2 separate regions of the Homo sapiens genome follow, and region 1 is linked to region 2. The links are chromatin contacts, found by Hi-C or POLR2A ChIA-PET in ENCODE. All regions are on one chromosome and are shown on one strand. Each heading gives the region's core, a stretch centred on a gene start or an enhancer-like site at or near the end of the contact. The rest is flanking DNA. Distances are from core to core; before and after follow the strand shown.

Region 1 (7,111 bases), core at 4,235-6,734, 230 kb before region 2:
TTCTATTTTCTGATCACATACTAGTAATAGGTACCAGGTATGATTTTCTAGACCAGAGGTTTGCAAACTAACTATAGCCCAAGGGCCCCAACTTGCCATCCACCTGTTTTTATATGACCTGCAAGCTAAAAATAGTTTGTATATTTTTAAATAATTGGGAAAAAACTAAAAATTTTATGACACATGAAAATTATATCATACTCAAATGTCAGTGCCTGTAAATAAACTTGTATTAGAACATAGCCATGATCACTTGTTTATATATTGTCTATGGCTGCTTTAACACCACAATGGTAGAGGTGAATAGTTGCAACAGAAGTTGCATAGCTCACAATACCTAAAATATTCATCGTGTGGCCCATTACAGAAAAGTTTGCTGATCCCTTTTCTAGAAACTTGATATGCATCTATGAAGAAAACAGACAAAAAATGTGGAGTCTATTTTCAAGCAGAAGAACACAGAATAAATAATAAACATAAAAAATTAAACAGTATATTAGAAGAGGGTAAGTGCAGTGTAAAATAAAAAAGAGACTAGGAAAGGTCGGACGGGGAGTGTGGGGGTCAAAAGAGTAGCAGATTGCAATACTACATTTCATTTTATGTCTTCCTAGCCATAGCTTAAATCTTACCTAAACTTACAGCAGGAGTATTTCAAATCTAAAATCAACTTACATGTCATAGGGAATGTACCATGGAATCTAAGAATTCTCCAAGAAAGGGTAGAGAGAAAAAGTGGATTTGCATTTCCATGCCAAAGAGCAGTGGTTTGTCGGAGAAGAATTGTTTTCACCATTATTTATGAGACATGGAGAACCTGGTGTGCGGTGGCACTTCTGAAGTCAGACAGTTTGAGGTTTAATTATCTCTTCTGTTACTAATCATCTGACTAGCCTTGAGCAAACTGATAGCAAACCTCTCTGAGCCTAAGGTTCCCCATTTATAAAATGGAGATAACCCCTACCTCACACGTTGCAAGAATGAAAAGGATATAATTTCTCATAAGAGTCCGACACAGGGCATACAATTGATAGGTGCTCAAGAAATATTCCTCCCCCTCACTCCTAATGAAATTTAAATTCTTGGCTCCCTATCAAAGAATTTGCATAGTGCCCTTTAACCTTCTGTTAATTTTTGAAAACCTCCAACCCAATCCAAACCAGACAAAACTAACAGCAAATGACCAACAAGAGTATTCAACAGAGAGCTTTCCCGCTTCCTTAGACAGGCGCATCCACGAAAGTGATGGCTTTTCCTGTTTTATGATTATGCCAGATTATTTCATTACACATGTATTTCTTTTTTATATCTTTCTGCCACCCCCTGTCACCACTACCACCAATTTTGTTCTCTGTTGATTCCTCTTAAATCCTTAAGTAGGACCATGATGCAGTTGTCTGAGTCATCCTTCCCTGGGTTCCTATGACATTAAAAAAAAGGCTAAATTAAATGTCAGAAGAGACACTTTCTTTTCTTTGATAAACTATAGAAATAAACACGTCTCTTTTTTTCTTCCTGGGGTCAAAAGAATGGACAGTAAATTTGGAGCAGTGTTCCTCCTAAATTTGCCTTATATGTGATCTTTATTTTGAAATATTTACAAAATAATTTTGATCTTTAAACTCTTTCCCTCTATGTCCTTATAAAATAAAAATTTAAATAGTTTTACATGTTAGCCTTTTAAAATTAACTTTTTTCTGATTTATATATTATGACATAAAAATTGAAATTATATTATTATCGTTATAGAAATTTTAAAATTCGAAATATAAATTTACAGTGAATGAATGTTGTCTTGAAGTTTCTCTTGTTCCTTGTGTGGTGTTTCATTAAACTGTAATTCCGTATTACCTAAATTGAGGAAACGTTTTTCTCAGCTTTTCTTCATTGCCATTACCAAAGTGACTCAAAATCTTCAAAGCACAGTTAAAACACTGAATTGTGCCGTAATGAGAAGGGCCTTCTGCATAGGGAGTGTGACCCTCCCTCCTAGACTCTCTGTCTCTTGTCTTTGGCACTCATGACAGTTTAATAGTTAGAAGGCACCTTCAAGGTCCGTTAGGCCAACTTCTCATCAAATGTCCCAAGGTCTATATGCCCCTTACAGTTCAGCCATTCCCAAGAGGCAACCCATTCAGCTATTAAGTAGCTCGAAATGTCCAGGTTCTTTCTTCATTTGGTTAGAGATCTGCTTCTTACATTCTTTATGTCTTGGTCCTGCAACTGTAGTTCTTTATAGCATAATGCAGTGGTTCTCAGATTGTGGTCCCCAGACCAGCAGCATCGGCATCACCTGGGAACTTGCATGAACTGGAAAGTGTGGGCTTGGGTCTCATCAATCTGGTTTAGGAAGTTGAACTCCAGATGACAATGATGCACACTAAAGTCTGGGATGCACAGATGTCCTATAGTAGAAAGTGGGTGGGGCTTTGGAATGAGGAACCCCTGGCCCAGAAACCCAGATCCTGGCCCTCTGTGATCTTAGGGCAACCCCTCAGTTTTCTCCTGGTCAGATGGAGCTGATGGGGGCAGCTAATTCACAGGCGTGCTGACAGAATTCAATGATACCCCATAGGTAAAGCACAGAGCAGAAAATCCAACATACTGTGAGCACTCAAAATCGGCGTGTAGTGTTATAGAGTCATGCAACGCATTTATTGGATGCCTTTGAGTAACAGTCTACATAGAGTCCATGCGTTTGATAATTAACAAGTTGAGAAAAAAGTTTACATATAACACTCTAGACATGAAACTGTTAAATACCTTCATTTTACAGATGAAAAATCCGATATTCAGAGAGGCTAAGTGACATGTTCAAAGGCACACAGCTGGTCCTACAATTGATGCCTTAGCAGCCTGAGCTCCAATTCTTGATAAAATGCCCAGTGGTCACCTTAAATTTCTTCAGAACAGAGTGGGATATAAATAAGAAAGCAAATATAAGCAAATAAATAACCAGAACACCCAATAATGGGTACGAATGCTCAAATAATGTGAGCATGATGCAGTTACTTGAGTCATTCTTCACTGGATTCCTGTGACATAAAAGGAAGTCCTGTGATTGGTGTCTGGAAGTCCTGTAAGTGCCTCCCAGCCCCTGGCTCTTCAGTCAACACATGTTTATTTGTCACTTTAATGGAGCAATAAAATATCTAGTCCTGGGTCTGGTGATTACACAAGTAGGGACTTCAAATGTGTCAGTATATTATCTGAATTACTTTAATATTTTTGTACACAATTCTGAGGAGTACAAACAGATACAAAACTTTTATGGTACCAAGTGAAGTAGTCCAGTACCATGTCTTTTAGGTTAACCGAAATCCCAGGTATAACATTAAAAATTATATTCAGATATCATGAAATATGTGGGGGTATTTCTTGCCCTTACAGTTAACAAGAAATGAAGAGTCATTTTGCTGTGCCCTTGCCTGGGAGAACTAAAAGGTTATTTCTTGCCTTCATATGCCACAAAAGTCTGTTTCACAGACTGGAAGGAATAAGCATCTTTACTTTAAACAACCTGCTTCCAGTTTTGTGTGGCTGTTGATATTATAGAACCAGTGGCAGAGGCCAAGGCAGGAAAATGGGCTGGGTTACTTATAACTCTTTGAATGTGGACACATCAGCTTGCGGGAAGGAAACTATTTAAAATGGGGCTTAGGGAAAGGGGGAAAAAAATCCCCTTTTCCCATATGAGATTCTTCCACGGTGTTGTCATGCAATCTTGAAAACCTCCATAGAACAGTAGATCACTCTCATTGGATATATGCAAATTTTCTGAGACCCAGTGGTTTCCTGCCAGGAAAAACTTATAATAACAGAGCAAGAATGCAATTTGAGCCCTTGCTTTCTGAAATCCCTGAAAGAACAGACTCATTCTTGACAGGGCAATTTCAGCCCTTGACATTCCAGGAAATAGCTCCATAATGTCATTTGGGCTGGGCTTGTAACCAGTCCTAAGATGTGGAGACACAAATGCAGCATGTAAGATTTCAAATATCAGTTCAGGGACCATTCTTGATTTTCACAGGGAGTTTAACAACAAAAACCACCAACAGAAGAAAACACAAGCAAGACATCCTAATTAAATTTAACATTGTCACTACTAATTAAACCCAATATAGGAAGAGGAAGGGTTTCTGCCAAGAAATTACAGACACATCCTGAAGCCTATTTCCTTTCCATTTCCTAGGTACTGGGTCCATGCCATAACCAGGATGTGACACCCAAACAAGACTGTATTTTGATCATTAATATATACGCATAAGTTAACCCCACCCTGGGGCCTCAAAGGCCTTTATGAGATGTGCTGGTCTTCGCATTTCGATGTGTTTCATTTTCTCTGGGTTCAGTACAGTTGAAAAAGGTTATGAGACTCAGGTTAAAAGTCAGGAAACGGATCAGGGCCCTATACTATGACATCATTTTCTTGCAATGCAATGAAGCAATGACATTTCCTGGAGGAAAAATTATTAGAGATGACAGGCAGCCTCAGTTATCTCCAATATTTGGAGTGGAAGGTGTCAAGCCTGCAAGCCTCCAGCTCCAGCCTCCTTCCCTGCTCTTCCTTGGCTGGGCCTTCTCAAAGGTGAAGCGAGAGAGAAAGAGAGAGCGAGAGACCAAGCCCACTTCCATTTTTTTTAATAGTCCTGGTATATTTTTAAATGAAGATATGCTAAAACTTAGTTATAAAAACTGTGTGATTTTTCATTATTAAAGCAATTAACACTCTACAACAAAAAATATGTGTAATATAAGCTTGCAATTTACAAAATAGTTTCCAGATTTATTTTTTAAAGTGACATCTAGGCAGAGCTACCTGGTATGACTGTGCAGGTCGACCAAGGGGAAGAGCGGGGATTAAAATCTGGTTCACAATTGCCAAACCTGGTGCAGGGCTGTATCTGCCTTTTTCTGATTCACACAAATGTTACACCACAAGTGATAGGTTGTCTTACAATAGGGCATAGGTTTAAGTGAACGATGAACCAGTTTCGTGCTTTCAATCTTAAGTATCTCTCTGACTGTAGGAATAACATATCTTGGGGGTATCTCCAGAAGTATAAATTTAGGGAGCTGCCTAATTGTGAGTCCTGGGACAAATGAGCCTCCTGGCAGGTCACCCCAGGCACATAGGGAATCTTTTCAGATTTACAAAAAGGTGGTGTTGATGAGACAACACAGGCTGTGTGAAACACGTGGTTTGGAGAACAGGAGCCCTGGGCTAGGTTTCAGCCTGGCCAGGTGCTTTTGTGCAAATTGTACAATTGTAGTGACACTACTGGCCTCCCATATGGTAGACCTTGACCTGGACTCCACATGCAGACGGACCTGCTCCAGCTCTTAAAAACCAGTTTAGAGACCTGAATCGAAGCCAGAAGAGTTTAAGGGCTTAAGTCAACACACTGAGACTCCACATCAAACCACTCTTGCTTCTCCATCTCTGCCTTTATGACTGGGTTTAGATAACTGGGCTTCTGCTACATACCTCTGTTCCAGTGTCTGGGTGCCCGATGAGTAATGCCCGAAACTGGGTGTCTAGTCCACTTACCATGCCCCTTCTGGGGACTGCAGGAATGTTCCATAAACAACAAACTGAGGGCTCCAGCCTTTGGACTCTTTTTTCTTCTACTTGTCCTCCCACTTGGATTCTCCTGGGAGTTAGCAGAATCCATCAAGCAATAACTGCAAACATGATAGAAGAGAACAACTCCTTAATACTTTTTTTCCATTTCAAAACAAACTACTAAGACACTTTTACTTCAGTGAACGAGAGCAAGCAGGGGTGAGAAGTTTCTATTGCAAAAAAAAAAAAATCAAAGTTATGACTTCAGAAATGTAAATTCCTAGTATCCTTGATAGATTTATATATCTAAGCAATGTTTCTAGATATTGTCCTAGGTTTGCCAAACAGATTTAAGCTCTCTATGGCAGTTGAGTGGCTAGGTGTCAGCCCTCACGAATCAAGAGTGCTTCTATAAATCATTTCACAGTAATTGGATGGGACTTGCAGTGACAAATATGCTCTTTCCTGGAGAAATTAGCGAATATCTGAAAGGCTTATATATTTCCCCAAGATTAGTCAAAACACAAGCCTAGTCGTCACACCTTTCCCTCATTATCCTGTGGTTGTTTTCTTAAATGTTGTGCGTCTTCATAAATGAGTCACTCTTTCCAAGATCTGTCAAAAGTATCAGTGGTTATAAGGCTGGGAAGCATACCAACCCTAGAAAGAAGTACAGAACTTTCAGTTATAGGCAAGAATGTAAAATGTCCAGAATTACTAGCGTTTTATTACTTTGCCAAATTTGCATTCTTACACCATTGAATCATTCCTTTTTAAGGATTCTTTTTCCTATAGTTAAACCTAGGAGGGAGAAAAAGGTATTTATTTTGCATGATATATTCGTATAGTTACAAAATCTGGAGCCTGTATTTTTTACCATTTGAATAATGCTTCTGCTTGCCCATACATGTTGAAAGTGTTGTTTAACTTAAATATACAGATCAGACTTAGTTTAAGAATCTACCCTTTCACCTTGCTCTAGGCAAGGAGAAAGATCAAAACTTCCTATATTTTTAAAGATGACCCGGTCTTTGTTTTGAACACTTCTCACATCTCCTGTTTGTAGAAGCTCCTGCAAAGACTGCATTGTTTTTCTATTCTATAAATCTATTTCTTAAAAATAAGACTTGCATTGCTCATTCGACATCCTAGAAGATATAATTTACCTATGAGGATAGAGTCTTTATGATGATTTTTTTAAATCATAGCATTAAAAAAATAGATATTTTCAATAGAAAAGGTTGTCAGAATTGGTAGGTGAAGAAAGGTATTCATAATTGATATGTTACAATGATAAAACTGATTTAGAAAAACGAAAAAATTTATGTTATCAATTCTGCCTTGAAATACTCAAGTGACCAAAATATTTTATATATTTTATTTTTACTTTAAAGTGACCCTAATTTATTAATTCATTCATTTTTTTCTTAGGTTGCAATAGAATATAAAATAATTCTAATTTCACTTAGTTCATTAATTTATTAAAAATTAAGAATATGCATGCCAGGTGCAGTGGCTCATGCCTGTAATCCCAGCACTTTGAGA
Region 2 (7,397 bases), core at 1-2,500:
ATTTCTTCATTTGTAAAGGGTAGTTGATTTCAAGAATGGATTCATGATCACATCTCCGTGGTGTGTTGGGGGACAGTGTGGATGTGGTACAGCCTTGACCAAAATGCCTGAGTCCTGTGATAGATTTGGCCAGCTCAGATACACATCTGTCTAGGAAAGAAGGAACCCAGACCAAGAAGATGAGTGTTAGTCAGGGTGGTTTCTACTGAGACTTTTTGACTAAGATGAAAATGAGTTACAGTGCGGTTATCCAGAGATCACACATCTGGCCTGCTCAGCTACCTTCACAGCTGATGATCAGCTGGTGGTGAAAAGGAAGACTGCACAAAGCGCACGAGGAACTTCTGAAACTGTACTCAGGGACTCCTCTCTGTGTGTGTATGTAACTGACAATCTGGCCGCTCAGCCCAAAGAAAATTTAAGACAGCAAATTTAGGAAAAGGCCCTGAGACTGGAGGGAGTGTGGTTAATGAAGAAAAGAGAAAGAAAAAAAAACATTAAAATTAAGCATAAGAACTTATTGGGAGGCCGAGGCGGGCGGATCACAAGGTCAGGAGTTCGAGACCAGCTTGGTCAACATAGTGAAACCCCGTCTCTACTAAAAATACAAAAAATAGTTGGGCATGGTGGCACGTGCCTGTAGTCCCAGCTACTCGGGAGGCTGAGGCAGGAGAATAGCTTGAACCCAGGAGGCGGAGTTTGTGGTGAGCTGAGATCACGCCACTGCACTCCATCCTGGGCAACAGAGTGAGACTCTGTCTCAAAAAAAAGAAAAAAAAAAAGTAGAGGTGGGGTGATAATAGCTCTGTATATGTAAGGTCAAAATGTTTCAGTAACATCCTCATCCATCACCTTATGACTGAATACAGTATTCTTATAAACTGTCCTGAAATCCCTAAGAAAAAAGCTGTGGCCAGCCTGCTCTTTAATGAAGAACATGTGTAATTTCCATTCGCAATCATTACAAACAAATAGAGTAAGCTTTAGTTCTTAAAGTTAACTGTATGGATGAAAGCCTTCCACATCCATTGCTTCCTCTTTTAATTCCATTGAAAAGCCTTGTCGGCTTTCATCAGGTAGGTATTCCTGAGGTCTCCTCACAGCTGAGTTGAGCCACCCTGTTGAGAGTTAAGTCCACGTGTAGTTTTGTCTCAGTTACTGGTTAAAACAGAGGAGGTTCACTTTTGGGTTGCTGTGACTATAGAGTGATGACTGCTCATGACAAGCCTTCCCAGGCCTCCTGGCCTGACTTAACCTGCTTTAACTGTTGATGGTTTTGCAATGTGGTTTCCCCACTTCACAACCTGAATCTGTGACTTTCTACTGGGAACACTCACTACGTTTCCCTTTTCATGCCTGGGGAATAACCAAAAAGATACTACTGTGAACGCTAAGTTTTATGTTTTCATGCTTTTATGCTTTTCCTCCTTGCCTTTTCTCTAGTCTGTTTTCTATGGAGCATAGACTAAGTCATTTCTATTTTATGATCATTTTAAGGGACAGCTTGGCAGGCAGTTGGCTTTTAAGTAGTTGGGCAGTTCCTTGCCTCGAAATAATTCATTTCTTTGTATGTCTCTTGCATTCTAGGCAAATAAAAGTACTCTCTGTGTGTGCATGGAGCACAGAAATGGGGATTTAAACATCGTTGGCTGCATGTAGGCCCCATCTAGCTGAATCTGTTACCTTATATTCTTGTCAGGATGAAGTCTGGTTTATCTCTGGTGAAACTGTTAGGGATTACAAAGAAGGCCTTGGATTCTTTTTTTTTTTTTTTTTTTGAGACGGAGTCTTGCTCTGTCACCCAGGCTGGAGTGCAGTGGTGGGATCTCGGCTCCCTGCAAGCTCCGCCTCCCGGGTTCACGCCATTCTCCTGCCTCAGCCTCCCAAGTAGCTGGGACTACAGGCGCCCGCCACTGCGCCCGGCTAATTTTTTTGTATTTTTAGTAGAGACGGGGTTTCACCGTTTTAGCCGGGATGGTCTCGATCTCCTGACCTCGTGATCCGCCCGCCTCGGCCTCCCAAAGTGCTGGGATTACAGGCGTGAGCCCCGCGCCCGGCCGAAGGCCTTGGATTCTAGCAAGCTGGTGGCTGAGGGAAAAGATCAGCAATACTGGTTATGGCTAAGTGAGACTGCTGGGCTCACAGTGGCCTTTATTCACTTTTATTATTTCTTCTGTTTTCTCCATGATCAACGGTGTGACTGTTGGGTGGTTGAATTGAAACTTAGGAGTGTATGATGTTCATATGTTCCCACTTGATCTTTCTCAGGAGTGTTTGTACATACAGCCTCCCTGTCTCCCCTTCCTCCATCCCTTCCCAGTCATTTCTAGTAACCACTGAACACTGTATGAGGTGGAAAGTCCATCACGTAGTAGAGAAAAAGATTCAGGCATCTCACCTAAAGTTGTCTATGAAGTTTTCAAAAGCAAATATAATGATCTCCTTGTGCCAGTGGACTTCTTTGGTTTATTTGGGGGGTAAAATGCCTTATGAAAAGAGATGGTTTTGCACATCTGTGTCAGTCCCCATACTCTTCTATCCTACTTCTGTAAGGCCTTTGTGGGCCTGGGTCTGGGGGATCCATCTACCTTATCCCACACTTGCAGAACCTGGAGTTAATGCCCTGCTTAGGACTTGACACCTGTGCTTAAGGGTGCTATTTAGCGGGGTTGGATTGCTATGTCTCATTGACAGCGGTCCTGTTAGTTAACACAATGCCTACCAGAAGGTTAGAGTTGTTAGTGTTAGATGTGTTGTTGGTGTTCAGACATTCTTCGGTACTAGAGACAGGAGACCAGGAATGCCTAAATATTGTACCAGATCACAACTGTCTTCTCTTACTCAGTTCAACCTCCCCATTCCCTCACAGGACTCACACAAGAAACAATGAGAAATAGGAACAAAGTAGCACCATTATTTGGATTTGAGCTGCAAATCCAAGTGTTCAAAACTTTGGTTAGATGGGTTGGACCACATGGAGTATAGACAGCTTCAGCCCAAAGCAGGTCCTAAGGACCCTCATCTCCCTCCCATTTGAACTCTCTAAACCTGTATCATTATTTACTGTACGCTGGCCTAATAGAAGGACCTATGGAGGCTGAAGGGACCTAGAGTGAGGCCCTGAAATGGGTTTACTCCTCTTGCCTTGTTGGATAAGAGAGAAGAGGTTCTATCCTTAGGCTCACCTGTAAGATGTCAGAGCTATGCCAAGCAGGAGAGGGCTTTGGCACTCGCTAATGTAGCAGAGGGGATGCAGAGAAGACAACAGAGCCACAGTCTGCACCACAGCCTCAATAGCAAGTGCCCAAGGAGGAGGGAAGAAAAGGTGAAATTGCTTCTCCACCCTTAGATCCTTATACTCAGACCCCCTAATGTAAATAACCACCCTGTTAATCCAACCTGCGATTTTGAAGAAACATTAAATAAGACATCATACTTAGCACTTTGGGAGGCCGAGGTAGGTGGATCACCTGAGGTCATGTCAGGAGTTCAAGACTGGCCTGGCCAACATGGCGAAACCCTGTCTCTACTAAAAATATGAAAATTAGGCGGGCATAGTGGTGCGTGCCTGTAATCCCAGCTACTTAGGAGGTTGAGGCAGGAGAATCGCTTGAACCTGGGAGGTGGAGGTTGCAGCGAGCTGAGATCATGCCACTGCACTCCAGCCTGGGCAACAGAGTGAGACTCCATTAAAAAAAAAAAAAAAAAAAAAGATAGGCCTGTGTAATGTCATCAATTTGAGAAAATAGCCATTTTTCTCTTATGCATTATTAGTAAGATAAAGTATATTAGGAATGAAATTGAAATAGACATTAGATTTCTTCTCCATCATTTGACCTGTTCATAGTTCAAACAATTAAGTCATGATAGTGTCAACAGGGATTATCTTAATTTTAATTGTAAAAGAATCTGTTTTCTTTCATGAGGATAAACTATCAGGCTTTGGGCTTGGTACTTTTATTTGCTTAGGAACTGAGTAATTGCCTCATAAAACAGCATGATGGTACTATTAACACCGAATTATAAGACCTGTTATTATAGAATTTGCTTTTCTAGTTGGGATAAGACTTCATTTTTTGGTGCTTAAAATAATTAGTTTCTCCAAATGGGTGTATAATAAACAGGTAAAATTTTGCCTATTTAAAGTAAAAAAGTTTATAATCTCTTGGGTGGCTTTTATATATCTTTTGATACTTCCAAGGGAGGACTTTTTTTGGGTGGGATGGAGGGAGGAGAGGTATGCTTGACGTTTAGAGTGGACGTGTTTAAGAATGAGAATAAGTATTTTATTTCTGTCATATCTACCTGAGACATATTTGAGGCAGTTATTAACAATTTTGCCCCATTATTTTGTCTGATTTGAATATTAAGTATTAAAGGGTTCATTGACCAAATGTCCTTGAATTTGAAATTTTGGGGACTCTATTATGAGTGATAAATTTAACTGCGAGCTATATGGCAATTTGTTCCTGAGATCATTTAAAATTGTGTGAGAGCGTGTGTGTGTATTTATATTTGTTCGTTTATACTTCTTTGTCCATCTTTGCCATATATTTTGGGCATAATTGAAGAATAAACACTTCTTAAGGAACAAGTTATAATTGTAAATAGGAATTAACTGTTATTTTCCTTCTATTGTATTGCAAAGCTAAATGATGGTGGCAGATACCACTATGGGATGAAAGTAGGCTTTGTGTTATTTTGAAAATGTGTATGAATTTCATTACAATAAATGGAATAAACGGAATAGAAACAACGGAATCTACCTTTAAGCCTGACTGAAGAAGTTGCCCTGGATATATCTGAGATACAGGAAAGTTATGTTCACATGGCCACTTAGAGATTCTGGTCTTTTGTCTCCTAGTTCAGGCTATTTCCGTGCCTTTGTTCTACCCCTCTTTGGGGCCTGACATAATAATACAGGGCTCTCAAATTAGAATAACTTGGGTTTCACGATGGAGCACTTAGATTGTTATGTGACTTGTTGTGTTACAGGTGATTTTTGTGGTTCTGAGTCCTTTTTAAAAAGCGGCGGTTCTCTTGCAGGAAGCCAGTTGAGGGAAGTTCTCCATGAATGTACGTCACAATGATGATGACCGACCAAATCCCTCTGGAACTGCCACCATTGCTGAACGGAGAGGTAGCCATGATGCCCCACTTGGTGAATGGAGATGCAGCTCAGCAGGTTGGTGTAGGAAGAGGGAAATTTAAGTCAAATTGTCTAAGTGGGAAACAGTAACACAGTATTTGATTTATTTTGGGATTCAAAGGTTTGTGATTTCAAACCTTAGCATTTCTAGAGGTAAGTGTTTTTGTTGTAGAAATACTGTATCGTTTTTTAAAATGTGATTTTAGAGAACAAAATCTTCCCTCATTCAGTTTGTATTCTTGAAGTATTGAAAAATGGATGACTTCTGAAGTGAGTCATTTTCAGACTGCATAAAAGTCTTCGAAATAAAATGACTGTTTATTCATGCTGTATTGTGCTTGACTAGTTTGCTTGGTTGGCCAGAGCTGCATGCTCAGAGGGTCAGGTTTTGGCTTCACACAGGAGTGATCTCGACAAGACACGTAGGGCAGTGTGAACCCACCCTTGCTCCTGGAATAGTCCTTCCAAATGTGTAGCTCATAAAATCACGGTACTTATTTTCTCTGAATCTCCTTTGTCACTAGTCACTGAACATTGTGGAATAGAGTTATTTGTGAACTCAGTCAAGTAGCACTTGGGGGAAACAATTTAGACAGTAAGTGAAACTTTAACAAATTATTAGGGATTGAACTATTATCTCTAACATTAATTAAAAATTTTTATTGCAACAGTTGGGCTTGCACAGTTTTACAACTAGATATTTTATCTTTGTACATCCTTCAGAAGCATAAAAGCGAATTTTTATTTTGTGAAAAGTAGAATTGGGAGCAATTGCTTGGAAAATACCCAAAATATACTAATAATTCAAATAAGTTAATCATTTATTTGATGTCAGTACATGCCCCCTGCTCTAATCTATCATACAGTATATCCAACCTCTGTCTATCGTAGTATATTCTTTGCATATACTTGGTTGGAGCTGACCTTGCTGCTTAATAATTTATATTATTTTCTCCTGCATTGTACTATCAACCTCTTAAGAACAAAAAATATATAATAGGTGCTCAGTAAATGTTTGTTAGTTGAATGCATTTCATGTCTTCTCACCACTGATGCAGATAACTCCCTTCCTGATTCCTCAGTCTCTTCCTCTGCTGGATTACTTCCACCAACATACAGTAGTATCTTTTATCTTAAAAACGTAAACACCTGCACCTCTCCCCACCCAATAAAACAAAACCTCCTCAGTTGATTCCACATCCCCTTCCAGTTGCTACCTTCTGTCCCTTTTTCCCTCTTTGGCAGTATTTCTCCACTTCCTCTCCTTCCTTACCGCCCACTTTACAGTCTTCACTCTGTGTTCTCATCTTCCTCTTCAGTCTTTAGCATGTTCTGTTGGCTTTATCTCAGGAGTGTGTGCTGAATCCATACTCTGCCGTATCCACTTCACTTCCACTACCACTGCTGGACCCCGTGCCGTCATCTCACTAGGGTAGGACAGGACAACCCTTCTCGCTGGTCTCTCTGCTTTCCCTTTTGCCCCACCAGAAAGCAGTCTCCACATAGATCCTGAGGGGTCTTTTCCAAATAAAAACTTTCTGATGTCATTGGCCTACCTCAGGCCACGTTCTTACACCTGGAGTGAAATCCAGTCATGCTGCCTGGCTGCCAGCCTTCCGTGTTAGTGCTGGCCTCTCTCTCTGTCATTCTCTGCCTGCTCTTCTGCTCACTGTGCTCAAGTAGTTCATGGGAAGGTTGCAGAGTGTTGTGGATGGTTTCAAGATGCAGTGTTTGGTCTCCCAATTAAAAGAATTACTAATACAAAGAAAAAAAAAAGACAAGGTATTTAGTCAAATGTGAGTAAACTTGGAAAATGACTTAGGTCTCTCAGATGTGGTCACCTCATTCCCATTTGCCTGTGTAGCCAAGAGACCTGAGGCCACCCATCCATGTTGTTGTACACCATGTTTATGTTTTGTTGATTTCTCCCACATGTCTGTAATTCAGCTTGCCCAGCAGGCTACGTGGCATTTCCCTACCTTGCATATCTTACCTCAACTCTAAGCAGAAGCTGCTTAACAATTTTGGTTAATAAAACCATATTTTCAAAGCTGGATGAGGTGGTGCATGCCTGTAATCCTAGCTACTCAGGAGGCTGAAGTAGGAGAATCCCTTGAGCCCAGGAGTTTGAGACCAGCCTGGGCAACAAAGTGAGACCCCATCTCTAAAAAGAAAACAAAAACAAAAACCCGCATTTTTATTAAATCTTTTTTTAATCTTATTAAAGCTTTCTCTAAAGCTAATAAGA

What was found. Hi-C counts contacts between places; a loop is a spot of excess contacts on that map. ChIA-PET counts read pairs that join two places held with the same protein, here RNA polymerase II (POLR2A). Pooled maps may share reads with other maps.
Region 1: a loop to region 2 is called in a pooled map, with 5 times the contacts of the local background. The contact joins two enhancer-like sites. A Hi-C loop is called at or near these places in 4 of 50 pooled maps. POLR2A ChIA-PET finds 5 or more read pairs at or near these places in 4 of 52 experiments (AG04450, BJ, HepG2 and 1 more).

The regions. Positions count from the first base shown.
Region 1 is chr3:171,870,712-171,877,822 of GRCh38, forward strand. It overlaps TMEM212-AS1 (TMEM212 antisense RNA 1), which reads right to left. Exons shown (of 3, transcript NR_046852.1): 3 at 5,641-5,685. Among named protein-coding and RNA genes, the nearest start is that of TMEM212-AS1, 26 kb to the right of the region's middle. Within about 2 kb of position 5,485, at least 3 of the 41 ENCODE cell types and tissues checked have a DNase peak (open chromatin) inside an H3K27ac peak, as active enhancers do.
Region 2 is chr3:172,107,406-172,114,802 of GRCh38, forward strand. It overlaps FNDC3B (fibronectin type III domain containing 3B), which reads left to right. Exons shown (of 26, transcript NM_022763.4): 2 at 5,047-5,185. The coding sequence starts at 5,075. Among named protein-coding and RNA genes, the nearest start is that of FNDC3B, 72 kb to the left of the region's middle. Within about 2 kb of position 1,251, at least 4 of the 41 ENCODE cell types and tissues checked have a DNase peak (open chromatin) inside an H3K27ac peak, as active enhancers do.